Linked DNA regions of Homo sapiens: region 1 is linked to region 2. The links are chromatin contacts, found by Hi-C in ENCODE. All regions are on one chromosome and are shown on one strand. Each heading gives the region's core, a stretch centred on a gene start or an enhancer-like site at or near the end of the contact. The rest is flanking DNA. Distances are from core to core; before and after follow the strand shown. Region 1 holds the start of PPP1R17 (protein phosphatase 1 regulatory subunit 17). Region 2 overlaps PDE1C (phosphodiesterase 1C).

Region 1 (7,144 bases), core at 2,263-4,762, 350 kb before region 2:
GAGCCTCATCACTCATCAGCACAGAAACTACCCCTAGATTGGCTATGAAAGGCAAATCTTTTAAGAGAACATTTTATAGATTATTGACTAAAATAAATTGTCTGGAAATGCTCAATCATTTTATAAATAATTCTTATTCATAAAGATGGGATATTTGTGATTAAAGTGAAATATATTCATTTAAAGCTAGTTACCATCAGGCATCCATCAGGAATGAAGGCACAAGTGAATTCAGCCATACATCAAAGGGCTCTTGGACTACAAATCATGCCATGGACACAACGGCTCCTTGCACTTATGCTGGGAGCGCTGTAGGCTGAGGGTCTATGACTTCAGCACTGCACATATGTGGTTGTTATTTAGAACTCTCCAAGGTATAGATTTACATTACCATCTGCCCTGTCAGTTGCTGTTTACATCTGCCTTAAAAGGGGGAGGGGCATAATCAATTAAAGAGTATGTACGAAGCCCTGGGAAAAATCAGCAACAGCAACAACAGCCCGAACTTGGGAGTAGTAGACATGTCTATTCAAAGGGGAAATCAGGGATTCATACTCTTCTGTCTTTGAAAATATTCCCTTTGAACTGTGGAAATTAAGTGACAAAAGGATTTGTTAAAATCTACAGGCTGGAATATGCTTAACACAATTAAGCTTCTCCAAAGAGCCTCAGAAAAATCTAAATTATATATTTTAAAATTCATTAATGATGAATTGGACTTTATAAAAATTTAAAAGCTATGCTTTGTGAAAGACTCCATGAAAAGATTAAAAATACAAACAGCAAACTGGGAGAAAGTATTTGCAACCCATATTTCTAATAAAGAACTAGTATCTGGAATATCTAGGATCCAGTTCAAAACTCAACAGTAATATAAAAAGTCCCATTAGAAGGTAGACAAGAGACATGAAGTAACATTTCACCAGAGAAACTACGCAGATGACAAATAAGCACATGAAAAAATGTTTAGCATAATTAGTCATGCACAGAATGCAAATTAAAACCATGACGAGATATTACTACTGAACCTACCTCTGAGAATGGCTTTTTAAAAATACTGGCAACACCAAATTCTGGTGAAGATACAGAGAAACTGGACCCTTCGTACATTGCTGGTGGGAATGGGAAATGCTACAGCCGCTTTGGTGTTATTGTAAAAGGAAACATGCAATTGTCAGTAATTACTCTTCTGGGCATTATCCCAGAGAAATTAAAAATTATGTTCACGCAAAAGCCTCTCTACATGAATGTTCATAGCAGCTTTATTTGTAATAGCCAAACATTGGTAACAATCCAGGTGTATATACAAGATGTCACACCAACTGTGGTCCATTCTATGGAATACTATTCAGCAATGACAAAGAACAAATTATTGACACACACAACAACCTGAATGGATCTCTAGGGAATAATGCTGAGTGAAAAAAAAAAAGCCAAACCCAAAAGGCTACCTACTGTATTATTCCATTATTAAAACATTCTTGAATTGACAAAATTATAGAAATGGAGAATAGATTCATGGTTGCCGAGTTTAAAAAGTGATTGGGAGCAGGAGGTTAGGAAGGAACGGAGGGGGGCATGGCTATATAACGGCAAGATAAGGGAGGCTTGTGGTGACAGAAATGTTCTGTATATATTCATGTAAATATCAACATACTGGTTTTGATATTGTAGGATAGTTTCATAAGATGTTACCATTGGATATAACTGCTTACGTATAGGAGATCTCCCTGTATTATCCCTCACAACGACATGTAGATCTATTACCTCAAAACAGTTTAATTCAAAAGAAGAATTCAAGGATTTCAGAAGGAAAGTATATCTTTTCCACTCAAGTGTGGACTGAAGATGCTGCTAACTCATTGGCCAACAAGGCTGTTGTTAAGAAGATAAAGTAAGGCAGGGTTTAATGCCTAGGTGATGGGTTGATAGGTCCAGCAAACCACCATGGCACACGTTTACCTATGTAACAAACCTGCACGTCCTGCACATGTGTCCCAGCACTGAAAATAAAATAAAATTTAAAAAATGAAGAAGATAAAGCAGGCAGTTTTGAACACAGACCTGCTTCTAGGCCCTGTCCCTCAACATCTAGGGCCTTCCCTTCCTAGACAAGAGCATCACCTTTCAGCAACCCTCATCTCTTCCCAGGAGGTCCCAATAAGGATCAACACAAAATGGAACAGGCAAAGAAGTCCATTCTCTGCTTATCTGTTACCATGGCAAAAGTCTAACCCTAGGAGTCAACCTCTTGGTGAGTTTACTATGGTTCTAGCCCTGTTATTTGGGATCCTGGCAAGTGGGAGGGAGGCACCAACAAACACATTGCCAGTGGCAAGCAGGCAGTTGAAACCAAGGGGTTGCCAGGGACCTGCTCTGCAGGGAACCTCAGGTAAGACTGGAAAAAATATGGATGTGTGGATGGTGCTCACGTATCTTCTGTGAGAACATATTTCTTGGGCATCACTGGGTGGTCCATTGGCTGCTATCAGGGGGTCTGGAGCCCTTCTAGTGGGTCCTGATACCTACCTGATCTCCCAGACTGGCCTTCCTGCTTTGGAGTCAAAACTGCTGCTCCTCCAAACCCCAGTGGGCTCTCCTCCAGTGAGCAGACCCAAAACATAGAACCTTCCTCTCCAAAAGACAGCATGTCTCCCGCCTCTCCCACCTTGCTTAAACATCCACTCTTGAGTGCCTACGTATTCCTAATATTGGTACATTTGGCTTTGTTCCTTTGAAGGAGGAAATTTTTTCTGGCCTGCACACTATAACCTATAGAGTTGGGGGCTGCTTTCTTTGCTATGTGCTGTTTGAAATGCTCTCTTTGCTGAGAGGTATTGCAAAGTGGTTACAAGCGTGGACCCTAGCATTTCATTACCCCATTCAAACCCTAGCTTCACCATGTGGGGAGACCTTGGTCAGATGATTTGGTAACTCTTGAGCCCCAGCTTCCTCATCAATAAAATGGGATGATGACTGTAGCTCATCTCACAAGGTTGGCCTGAGGGTTAAGTAAGTAGATATGTGTGAAGTCTCTAGAAGAGTGTCTGGCATTTTGGTAGCCTTACATAAATGTTAGCAGTAGCTACCCTTCTCTTCCTCCTCATGATAGTACTTTGAGAAGCAGCAATAGTGATTGAAAGTACTCTGGATTTAAACTTAAATAGCTTTGAGAGTCGAAATTAGCTGTGGCCTCTCTTGGGCATATCACTTAACTTCTTGTGCCTCAGTTTCCATATTTACAAAATCAGGCCAAAAAAAATCTATCGCATGGGAATTCAATGATGTAGCTGGTTTGTCTGAATTTCTCTGGTGTGCACACCGGAAACTCAAAGCACGACTCTATACTGTACTTTTGTAATGTACAATGATTGCCGTGGAGAGCAGCGATGGAGATGTTAGTCCTCTTTCCTTCTCCATCCCCCTTGCCCTGGTGCCTGTGAAACAGAGCATCCCCATGGCAACAGCAGCAGCTGGTCCCTAGATAAGAGGAGCTGGAGCCGGCCAGCAGCAGCCACTGCCGCAGAGGAGCCAGGCCCAGCCTCGGTGAGCACACACGCCCTCCCTGTCTCTCGCCTTCGCTTCCCTGCATCTGCGCTGATTGGTAAGTGCTTCAGATTTTTACTCCAAGAACTTTTGTGGTGAGAAAAGCAAGTTTCCAGTCAGTTACTGGGACAAAGAAGGCTGTAGCTGGTGGCACGGGGTTGTGCTTTATGGAGCAAGGCTAAGCTGGGGCCGAGTGGACAGCAGAAAAAGTTACCACTTTCAAGTCATTCTTCCAAGGGAGGGAATGGAGTTCTGTAAAAGACTGAACCCTCACAAACTCATTTGCAAAGTTTCAAGATGAAGTTGGTGTATCTGCATATTCACACAGGATAGAGAGGTTTATCTTCCAAGGCTGGGGAAAGTACAGAAAGTATGCTTCTCAAAACACATTCTCCATGCCCTACTTTAAGTCAGTCTCTCCTCCAGGAATACTGCCAATTTAGGTTTTCTAAATGAACAAATCTGATTTTAAAAGACGGTACTTTTTGACCTGAATTCAATCCTCTGGTTAAAAAGAGGTTTGACAATGAATATGTATTTTACATAGCCAGAGGGTGCATTAACGAGATACCACATAGGCTGTGGATACAACCTTCTACCCTTTTATTCCATCCAGTAAATCAAGACCTGATTACTTTGGGGGATATTCTTCAGAATACCGTATGGTAAGCTAAGTGTCAACTCGCTTCTGAGAATCAGTTCTATTATGTTCCCAAGATTTAGAAATGGGTTGGTTTTTGTCTTGAACTATTCTCATCTCATTACCAGCTTCAGAGAAGGCCAGAGATGGGATAAAGAGATAATTCTGATAGATCAATTTAGATAGACATATAATCACAAATGGAGGACTGAAAGATCCAAGAAGGTCCCTCACACTCACGAAAATATCAGTGTGTAGGACCTGGGCTCGGGACTCCATGCACATTCTATGGGTAATACTCTCAACAACCCTGGAGAAGAGCCACTATCTTCCCCCATTTAACAGATTTGAAAACTAAATTTTTGAGAGAACAGATAACTGTCCCAAGTTCACCCAGCTAGAGAGTGGTACAAGCAGCCAAACGTTGGCTTCTACCTTATATTGACTCACAGCATCCAATCTTAAAGTTGAGAGGAATTTTCTTCCCATAATTTAAACCGCATATTCTCACATCCAACTGAGAAAACCGCTCAATGATAAGAGAAAAGACAAAAAATCCAGACCAGCTTCTGACCACACACTGAACCAACTAATGTGTTTCAGCTCCGCTGGTGTGCCTGCCTTTCTGCAATATAGTGGGGTCCCTTTTCTGGCACCCAGTTCCTTCCCCCTTTCAGTTCCTGTTCTCAAAAGAGAAGGTGACCTTTGTCATTAACAATCCCTGTGTATTGTGACATCAATTTACATATTGCTGCTCTTAGTGGTATTTGCATTTACAAGTATCTCTCTGTAAAAAGAAAGGTTTTGTCCCTTGTGAAAAGGAAGGTAAGGATTAGTAAGAGGAAGTTACAAGAGTTTAAAATCTGAAATCCTGAAATCCTTTCTCAAACCCTGAAATCATATCTCTTGGTCTCTTGCATACTACACTGAATACCTACATTCTGTCAAACAACCACAACCAGAAGAGTAATTCGATCAATACTCTTTCATTCTCTAATTAAGAAATCTGAAACATTTTGAAAACCAAAAGGTTTGTTGTTAAGTTCAACACAAACTCATTTGGTAGCAAAGCCTGACCTGAAAGAATGTGAATTTTTTGTGGTTTGTCTTTATGTCACTTAGTGTGAATATTCATAGTTTTGCTGCAGAAATAATGGATGTGACTGCTGGTGCTCCTTGAGACCCCTCTAGAGCTGTTATATAATTTAAACAGTCCTGATTTCCACAGCACGTTTGACTCCAGGCTTGTCACAAGGGTGGGTGGCCAATATTGCAATGACAGTGGCAGTCCACGTCCCTGTGTGAGTGTTAGAATTCAGAGCCCACACTGAACCAATAAGTGGAAAGAGGATGTTAAAAAGGTCACAAGTCTTTGTAGTAGACACAGTTTATGAAAACACCCCCAAATGTGAAGTATTAGACAACAAGCCTCTCTGGAGGCCCTAGCTTTTTGGTTGAATTCTGAAGATGCAGAGGACCAACTATGCAGGCATGAAAGAAAGAGCTGGTGCCTTAGAAAGTTCCCAAGTTACAGGGAGATGATGAAACCTTCCCTGGGCAGCCCAACAAGTGCAGCATCCCTTTATGACACCTGCTTGGGGTAGAGACTGAATTAAAGAGAGGAAGGCGTGGGTAGAGTCAGGAATAGGAAATGGAAATATTCCATTTCCTATGTCAAGAATTAGACCGGCTCATGTCTTAAAACAGCTCACTCATAAAGAGCGCCCCTTCTCACTGAGGATAGAAATGGAGAGTGAGTTGAGAGATGGGGTCATTATACTAACAGGCTATGAAAATTATCAATAAGCCAACACTAAACTCCAAATGTCTTTCCCCTCCACTTGCTTGTTCTTTTCTTTGTGTGAAAATTTTCTCCTAAGAAGTCCGTAATGACATCATTCATGATAAAAGTATCTTCTAACCCCATGAGCAAAACACATCCCTGCACGGCATGGGATATTCTTGTAATGTAAAATCCCAGATCTGGAAATTGTCTCTCAGCCCCTTAGCAAACAGTCTTGCTGGTTCACCACCACCATTCTTTAAATCACACTGATTTGAAATAGTGTTGTTTCTCCCATAGACAAGATGAGCTATGCTGTGGAGGAAGCATGTGTCAGTTTTGTGACGAATCACTGCTTTCCCTCACCTTGTCCAGGGGCCTCTGACATGTTTGATTATTCAATTCATCGGCCAGAGACAGGCTTTCTTTTTCTAGACTGGTGCTGCCATAGCTGCTTTGCTCAGAGGAGGCCTGGACCTCCCGTGGCTAAGCATCTGAAAGAAAAGTTCAATTGCTTTTTAGAATCTTTTCATTATACAACGGGTCTTCCTTAGCCAAAAATCTAGCGTGGTAGATAGACAACATTACATAAAAATAGCTGCCACTTGAATTATGACTACAATGTGCTAAGCATGCAGCTATGCTATTTCATCTTCACAGTTACTCCACCCAGTAGGTATTATTATCTCTATTTTACAGATGAGGAAACTCAGGGTAAGCTCGGGGGACAGAGAGGGACATATGTTTCTGGGTGCCAGACTGTGTGGGCACCACAAAGATGTTAGCCTTTGCAAATTTTATTGTAGCAGACTTAACTTGTGTGGAGAGGGGGCAAAAATGATTCTATTACATTGGGCCCCATTTACTCTCACTACATCTTTAAGATTTAGCAACTTCATCGAAGTCATATGGCTTTTTAGTTTAAGAGCTGAGATTTAAACTAGGTCTATTTGACTCAAGAATCCAGATTCAAACTAAATAACCTGCTATTAGGCACATAAGAACAGCCATAGGATCCAAGTTAAAAACCGCCTTACCTTTCAAGGGTCGGGGAGAAGGATAAAGGTACTAACAGCAGATAGGACCTTCAGTAGATAGTAAGTGCGTGGCTTCAAATGATTACTCTGATTCTAAGTGTTTTACTAATGGTATGTCATTTCAACATTTTTGAGCCT
Region 2 (6,919 bases), core at 264-2,763:
TAAGACAAACGCCTCCACAACCAGAGACATGCCTGCCCCAAGATAAACTCCCCTACAACCAGAGACATTCCAACCCCACAATAAACTTCTCCTCCACACAGAAACATTCCGAGCCTGTGATAAACTCTCTCACTCTGAACCCCTAAATACTCTTAGTCTGTAAGAGAGAGTGCTCCTGACCAAATTGGCCAGAAGCCCCTCTCAGGTTTATTCTCCAAAATAAACCTGTCTTTGACTATTGAGCTGCTTTTCACGTTTCTTTCCTCTTTCTTTAACTCTTACACCTAGCTTGTTTGTTTGGTTGTTGTTTGTTTTGCAATCAATACCAATGGTATAAATTTAAAAGGAAGAGAATAAAGAAATTATATTTTCTGATCAACGTTTGTTGTAAATGATTTATACAGTGATGGGTCCCAAACTAAATTTCCCAGGGAATTCCCTATTTCCTTGCGGGGGTAAAGAGCATCCGAATTATTTGCTCATTAAATGAGTTGCCAAAAGCCAGAAAATCTATGCATCTGAGAGTTTTCATCTCAAGAGACCCAGGAGCTCGAAATCCTAGCAGTATGAATCATCTCTGTCCAAGTGTATAGAGTCTATTAGCAGAGGGCAGCTCTTGCTTCTGATGGCAATGGATGCCAGCTGCTGCTGAGAAAACAGGAAAGGTAATCCCATGTTTCAGCTTTAACGTGCCTGGTCAATTGTGAAAACTGACTTGAAGGGAGAGAAATTTCATCTTGACCCCCTTGGATAATGAACAAGAAGGACAGCCTGGCCTGTGAAGGAAACACCAGAGTGGGGCAAGCTCAGAGAAAATTCAGCCAACATAGCAGTGGAATCATGCTCTTTAAGTGTCAGGCCAGCCTCACAGGTACCACACTTTTTCTAAACACAGGTTTCTCCATTCACAAATTGTTTACTTCAGAAATGACTTTTTCTCCTATAAATGGAATTCCTTTGTCTGAGAACCACATACGCAAGAAACAAGGATGAAGGAAGAGCCATCTAAACTACCAGGTCAGCTACATTCATTCATTCATTCACCTGCCCCAGCATATCCATCCTACGGGTTTACTAGGTAACAATAGGGGTATGGATGAGGCAACAGGGATGTACAGAGAAAGAAAGTGCTTAGAGTGAGTTGTATAGCTTAAATGCTCATATTAGAAAAGATGGAAGGTTTAAAATCAATGCCCTACGTTTCACCTTAAGAAGTTAGAAAATGAAGAGCAAATTAAACCCAAAGTAAGTAGAAGAAAGGAAATAATAAACAAAAAGCAGAGCACAATAAAACATAACACAATCAACAGAAAAAGTTAACAAGGACAGAAGATTTTTAAAAACATTAATAAAAGTAATAAACAAGTAGCAAGCTTGATCAAGAAATAAGAGAAGGCACAAATTACTAATGTCCCGAATGAAAAAGAGATATTGCAGATCTTACAGATATTAAAAAGATGGCAAGCAACATTATGTCAATGAGTTTCACTACTTAGATGAAATGAACAAATTCCTTGAAAAACCACAACTTAACCAAGAATGACTCAACAAGAAATAGAAACTCTGAATATCCCTATACCTATTAAGGCAGAGGTTATCCACATGTAGCTCCAGCAGAAAGGCAGCATCAGCAACACCTGCAAACTTTTTGAAATGTAAATCCACAGCTCTCACTCGGACCTACCAAATCAGAACTTTAGAGTGGGTGGGGTGGGGGTCACAGCAATTTGTGTTTTAACAGACCTTGCTGGTAATTCTGATACCATTTGAGAACTGTTTCAATACTATCTTCCTACAAAGACAGACAGATCTAGATGGTTTCACTGATGCATTCTATCAATTACGTAAGAAAGAAATCATACCAGCCTTACAAAAGCTGAGAAAATTTAAAAAGGGGGGATCACATCTCATCATTTACTGTCAATCTCTACTCTTTTATGGAAGTTGTAGGAGTCTTTATTTTCCCTGATTCTTATTTTAAAGTGATTCCTGGTTTCTTTGAAATGGGCCATTCTGACAGACAAGTGGTCCACATAGCCCAAATGGCCACACTGCATGTTCTCAAGTAGAGAAAGGTCTTTATTAGGTGTTTTCTGTCTTTTGCTTGCAGCCCTTAGGGGAGTGATAATCTAGTTCACGATAAGGTAATTAAGGCAGGGAGTTGCCCCTCACCCACAAGGATACCCACAGCATAGCAATCCTTCCCTTCTCTTGCATACAAACCTCACTCAAGCCAGAGCAGGGACTGGGACTCAGATAACAAAAGCGGTGATAAAAATGAACTATCTGCTCATAGTATTCCTTCTAAATAAAACACCCATACCACCTTTCCACATCTGGCTGTTTTTCTTACTCATCCTTAAGCCTCAGGTGTCATCTACAGAAAGACTTTTCTGAACCCCCAAACTAAGCAGATGTAACTAAATCTTTACATCTTTATCCAAGAACTTAATATTGAAATTCTCTATGACTTTGTACCTTTGTCAAATAACTTATATTGAAATTACCTGTCTGGGTCCTATATCTCTCCAATTATGTCATTAGCTCCTTGAGGGCAGAAACCACATTTCATTTTTTGTTTTGGTTTTGGTTTAATGTCTCACAGTGCTTGACTACTAATTGCATAGTTCCACTCAGTAAACCTGTAGTGAAATGAAGAGTCTGAGAGTGGAGTCAGGTCAAAATTTACCTCCATAAATAAAATACACTCAACTCAAAACATTCAGTATGACTTATTTTTAAAATAAGTACTTTCAATTTGTTCAATCTCTCAGTAGTATTATTAATGCAAACCACATGGACTGACTTTCATTTTGCAAATCTCACCTACCCTTTTTAAATATATGGTGGAAACATAAGGTCCCTGCCCACAGATCTATGCATTGCAGAGCCTACTAGAAGATAAATACAGGGATCAAAAGAATAACAGTAGTAGGTGACACCTAGAATCTTAGGATAAAAGGGTTGGATTTCTTCTTTTAGCCTCTTTATGCAGACCTGCAAGTTTTGCCTTCACAGCCTTGAGGATCATCCTGAAGCATGAGACACAGATTCTCCCACCTCCGCCTATTGCAGACCCCATTCCAACAAATCCTCCAATAAATGAGATCCTGAAGAATTAATCTCCCGCACAAGCAGAATAAGTGCCTGAGGGAGGCCAAGTTTTGCAGAGAGTTAATTATGATGAAGGAAGACATTCTGTGGCCATTAATTTTTATTGGGAGGGCAGGCATTATATTAACAGCTAGTATATATATCTAGAATTGGGCCATATAGCATACACGCATTGTCTCATTTACTTATCACAACCCTTTGAATTAGGTACCATTAGTAAGCCCCACCCTGAGAATAAGCTTAACTGGCCGAAAAATCACAAAGTTTAAGTGGTGGAAAATGGATTTAAATTTACATCTCTCAGACCCCAAAATCCATGCTCTGAATGCTAGTGATATATTGCCTTTTTACAGTCTTCTGGTATAATTATGCTCCTACAATGTTCCACCCAAGCCAGTGGCAAAAGTAAGTCACTGATATCAAAGAGGGGGGATCATCTACCCTATGAATCTGAAGACAAAAAGCACCCTTTAAACATGATTCATCTTCGACACAAGAGACTAATTTAAGAAACATTTCTTTCTATTCAAAATAATGATGCTAAATGGGAAGCGATTTAAGCTTTACAATGGCTTCATCAGAATCTCATCTGTCAGATCTCAAAATCATGCTCCCAGAACATGTTTCTCAATAGAATGAATCAGCAGGAAAGAAAAGCAGATGTAAAGCAAACAGGTGAAAGTATGAAGTTAGCAATAACTGTGCTCATGGGCCACCACCACCATCAGCACCACCATCATCATCCTCATCACCAGTATTATATTGTTATTATTAAGTACCTTCATTCCCAAATAGTAGCATTATGTCCTCTGAAGGAATGGGGCTTCTGTTTACCCAGCAAACAGGCACTGTTTGCATTACCTTAAGGGTTAACCTACTTTCTTGATAATGGGTCATGAGTGAGTAGGGGTGATCAGTAAAGATAGTACTATTACAAACAACAGAGCACACTTGTAGTTACTAAAATTATCCAAAAAATCATGGCAAAATTATCAAAGATGTAGGATTATGAATTTGGTATGACAGCAGAAGGATGATTGCACATCTCACAGTCCATATTGCTCACATCGGGTTCTCACATGCTTTAATTGCAGTGCTAATTCTGAGAATTCTTGATTATGATCTAATGGTGGAACACATCTGAAAGATTAAAGAACTGATTGTAGAAAAGTCAACACAAAGTCCTCCATTTATGTACATACCAGAGTGCAGGACAACGGGGACGACCCTGTCCCCTGGTGGCAGAGCTCCGCGATTCAGAACCTCGCAGCAGGAAGGAACTTGCCTGTGACTCCACATTCAGCCATGCTTTCAGAAGCACTGGACTTTTATCAATTTCTAGGGATATTTGTGTTGTCAGGGTATACTAAGTAGGAATCTATTCCCATTTATATTGTGATTTGCTTTGTACCTACTAATTTTCACTGAAATCACTATTATAATTTACTGTCTCTACCCCCACAAGTAAGGGATGGAACTTCATTTCCCAGTAAATATATTTTGTTTTATTGCCTCCTAGGTAACAATGTGCAACAATACCAAAGTGTTTCATTTAAGACCTGTGATTTTGTGCTTTTCAGGACTAGTAAAATACAATAGCATGTGGAACTTATGATTTCTAATTTGTTTCAGAACGTAGTATACTGTGTTTATATAAGCCACACAATATTAACCCTTCAAGACAACTTTAAAATCTCTTTCAAAGCATGATTAAAAGTACGTCTAAAAATTTTCCTTGTGAAATGTAAATGTATCTAATACACCTATAAAATCTTGTCAGCTACATTTATGAAACATAAGTCATAAATTTACTACATAAACAACAATAAGTCAAAATAGTAACATTGATAACAATTGCTAAAATGTTCTTTACACTTACTAAAAGCCAGGATATACACTTAACACTTTTAATCTTTATCTCTTTTAACCCTTACAACAAACCCACAAGGTAAGTATGTTATTCTCTTTTTAAAGAAGAAGGTACAGCTTAGAACTATGTACCTCAACATTGGCACTCTAACATTTTGGATAATCCTTTGTTGTGGTGGAAATGTTCCATGTACTATAGGCTATTTAGCAGTATCCATGGTCTCTATTCACTTGATACCAGTAATATACCCCATATCCAGAAGTGACAACCAAAAACTGTCTGTAGACATTGCCAAATACCCTCGTAGGGCCAAATCAGCCAAATCACCCCCAGTCGAGAACCACTGGCTTAGAGAAATAAAGTAACTTACTAAAGGTCATATGCTTAGAATATAATTGAACAGAAGCCAGGCATTCTGACACAAGAATGTATACTCTCAATCAATGAAATACAGTGTTGTTTACTCTGTGATAGTTTAAAGAACATAAATTTTCCTCAAAATAGAAAACTAAAAATGAAGACAAACTGTAAATGCCTTCCCGTAGAAAGATATTCTATGGCCACAAGAGACTGTGCCCTTCCAAAATTTTCCTTTCCTAATTAAGGTCCATGTCCCAATGCCTATTGCCCTTACGTAGCTTGATCTCCTGCCCCACCTACCCCAATCTTCTTTAAGTCCTATTCCATGTGCCCCAAAAGACAGTCACCAATCCCTTGTTAAGGCTGATTCCATGCTTTAGTAAATAAGATCCAGACTCTGCCTCACAGAGCCCCTGAAGAACAAGACCTGTCTGCTTCCTACCTGTTCCCTTAGATGACCCAAGACTTCCACCTGTATCATCTCAAAGTGTAAGCCTTCTGCATAGTGGTCACTGAATTCCGGTACTGAAGTCCCAAGACTTCAGTGACTAAGGACTTTCCACACACCAAAGTCTTCCTATGTGCCTCACATAGACTATTTCATTCCAGGCTCACAAGAACCCTAGGAAGCAAATACTATTTCCATTTACCAAAAGAAACAGATTCCAGTAGGCAGGGGAAACCCACACAAGCATTTCACCAGGTTCACGACAGGACTCAGATTTTAACCCAAGTATGGACAACTCCAAACCCCTGCTCTGTATTCCAACCCTATACTCTTCCAATTTCATGGCAGGGCAAAGACTACAGACACACCCTTCCAAAGCATGTTCTCATCTTGCCATACTCCCTCCAGCTTGCTTAGAAGTTCATCATTCCAGCCCCCTCTCCTCGACATCCCAAATTTATGAGAATAAACAAAGCAGAGCTGAGTGTGACTTCACTTGTGGAATAGAAAAGGGAAAAATTCAGGCAGTGACCTCACGAACTTTGAAAAGGCAGTATCGTATTAAATCAGAGGATAGAAAAATACAGAACATGTTTTCTCTTATCCGATTCTATTTTTGTTATTTACTTTTTTTATGCATAAAGAGTTATGTATTCATGTATGACTGATCACATCGCTTCAAAGCACTTTAGCTGTTAAGTACGAAAATAGACAATTTTGAAAAAAGAACCTGGTGGTGGAGGTGAGGATTTTTCCCTTTCAATCACATTACTTAAATATAGCTTGTTGTTTTTTTGTTAAGTCTTCATTAAACTTTCCTGAGAGCTTCAACTTTTAGGTTAAGGCCAAATACGAAAACTTTCAAACATAAAATGTCTGAAGAGAAAAGAACAATTGGCAGAGTAGAGAAATGAACTACCAAAGGCAGATCTTTTTGACGTTGATTTATTCAGCTTTAAGCTGCTTCATTTGGGGAAGAAAAAAAAAGGAGGGGCTCCACAGCTGTAAAAATCTATAAAGCCAGGCTGAGCACAGTGGCTCATGCCTATGATCCCAGCACTTTGAAAGGCCAAGGCGGGTGGATCACTTGAGGTCAGGAGTTTGAGACCAGCCTGGCCAACATAGTA

What was found. A loop is a pair of places that touch in the nucleus more often than their neighbours do. Pooled maps may share reads with other maps.
Region 1: a loop to region 2 is called in a pooled map, with 2.8 times the contacts of the local background. The contact joins the promoter of PPP1R17 here to the enhancer-like site in region 2. A Hi-C loop is called at or near these places in 2 of 37 single-sample maps with no recorded cell type and 1 of 50 pooled maps.

The regions. Positions count from the first base shown.
Region 1 is chr7:31,683,703-31,690,846 of GRCh38, forward strand. PPP1R17 (protein phosphatase 1 regulatory subunit 17) reads left to right here and starts at 3,513. Exons shown (of 5, transcript NM_006658.5): 1 at 3,513-3,604. It also overlaps a transcript of PDE1C not described here.
Region 2 is chr7:32,035,203-32,042,121 of GRCh38, forward strand. All of the region lies in intron 2 of PDE1C (phosphodiesterase 1C), which reads right to left. Among named protein-coding and RNA genes, the nearest start is that of PDE1C, 32 kb to the right of the region's middle. Within about 2 kb of position 1,514, at least 2 of the 41 ENCODE cell types and tissues checked have a DNase peak (open chromatin) inside an H3K27ac peak, as active enhancers do.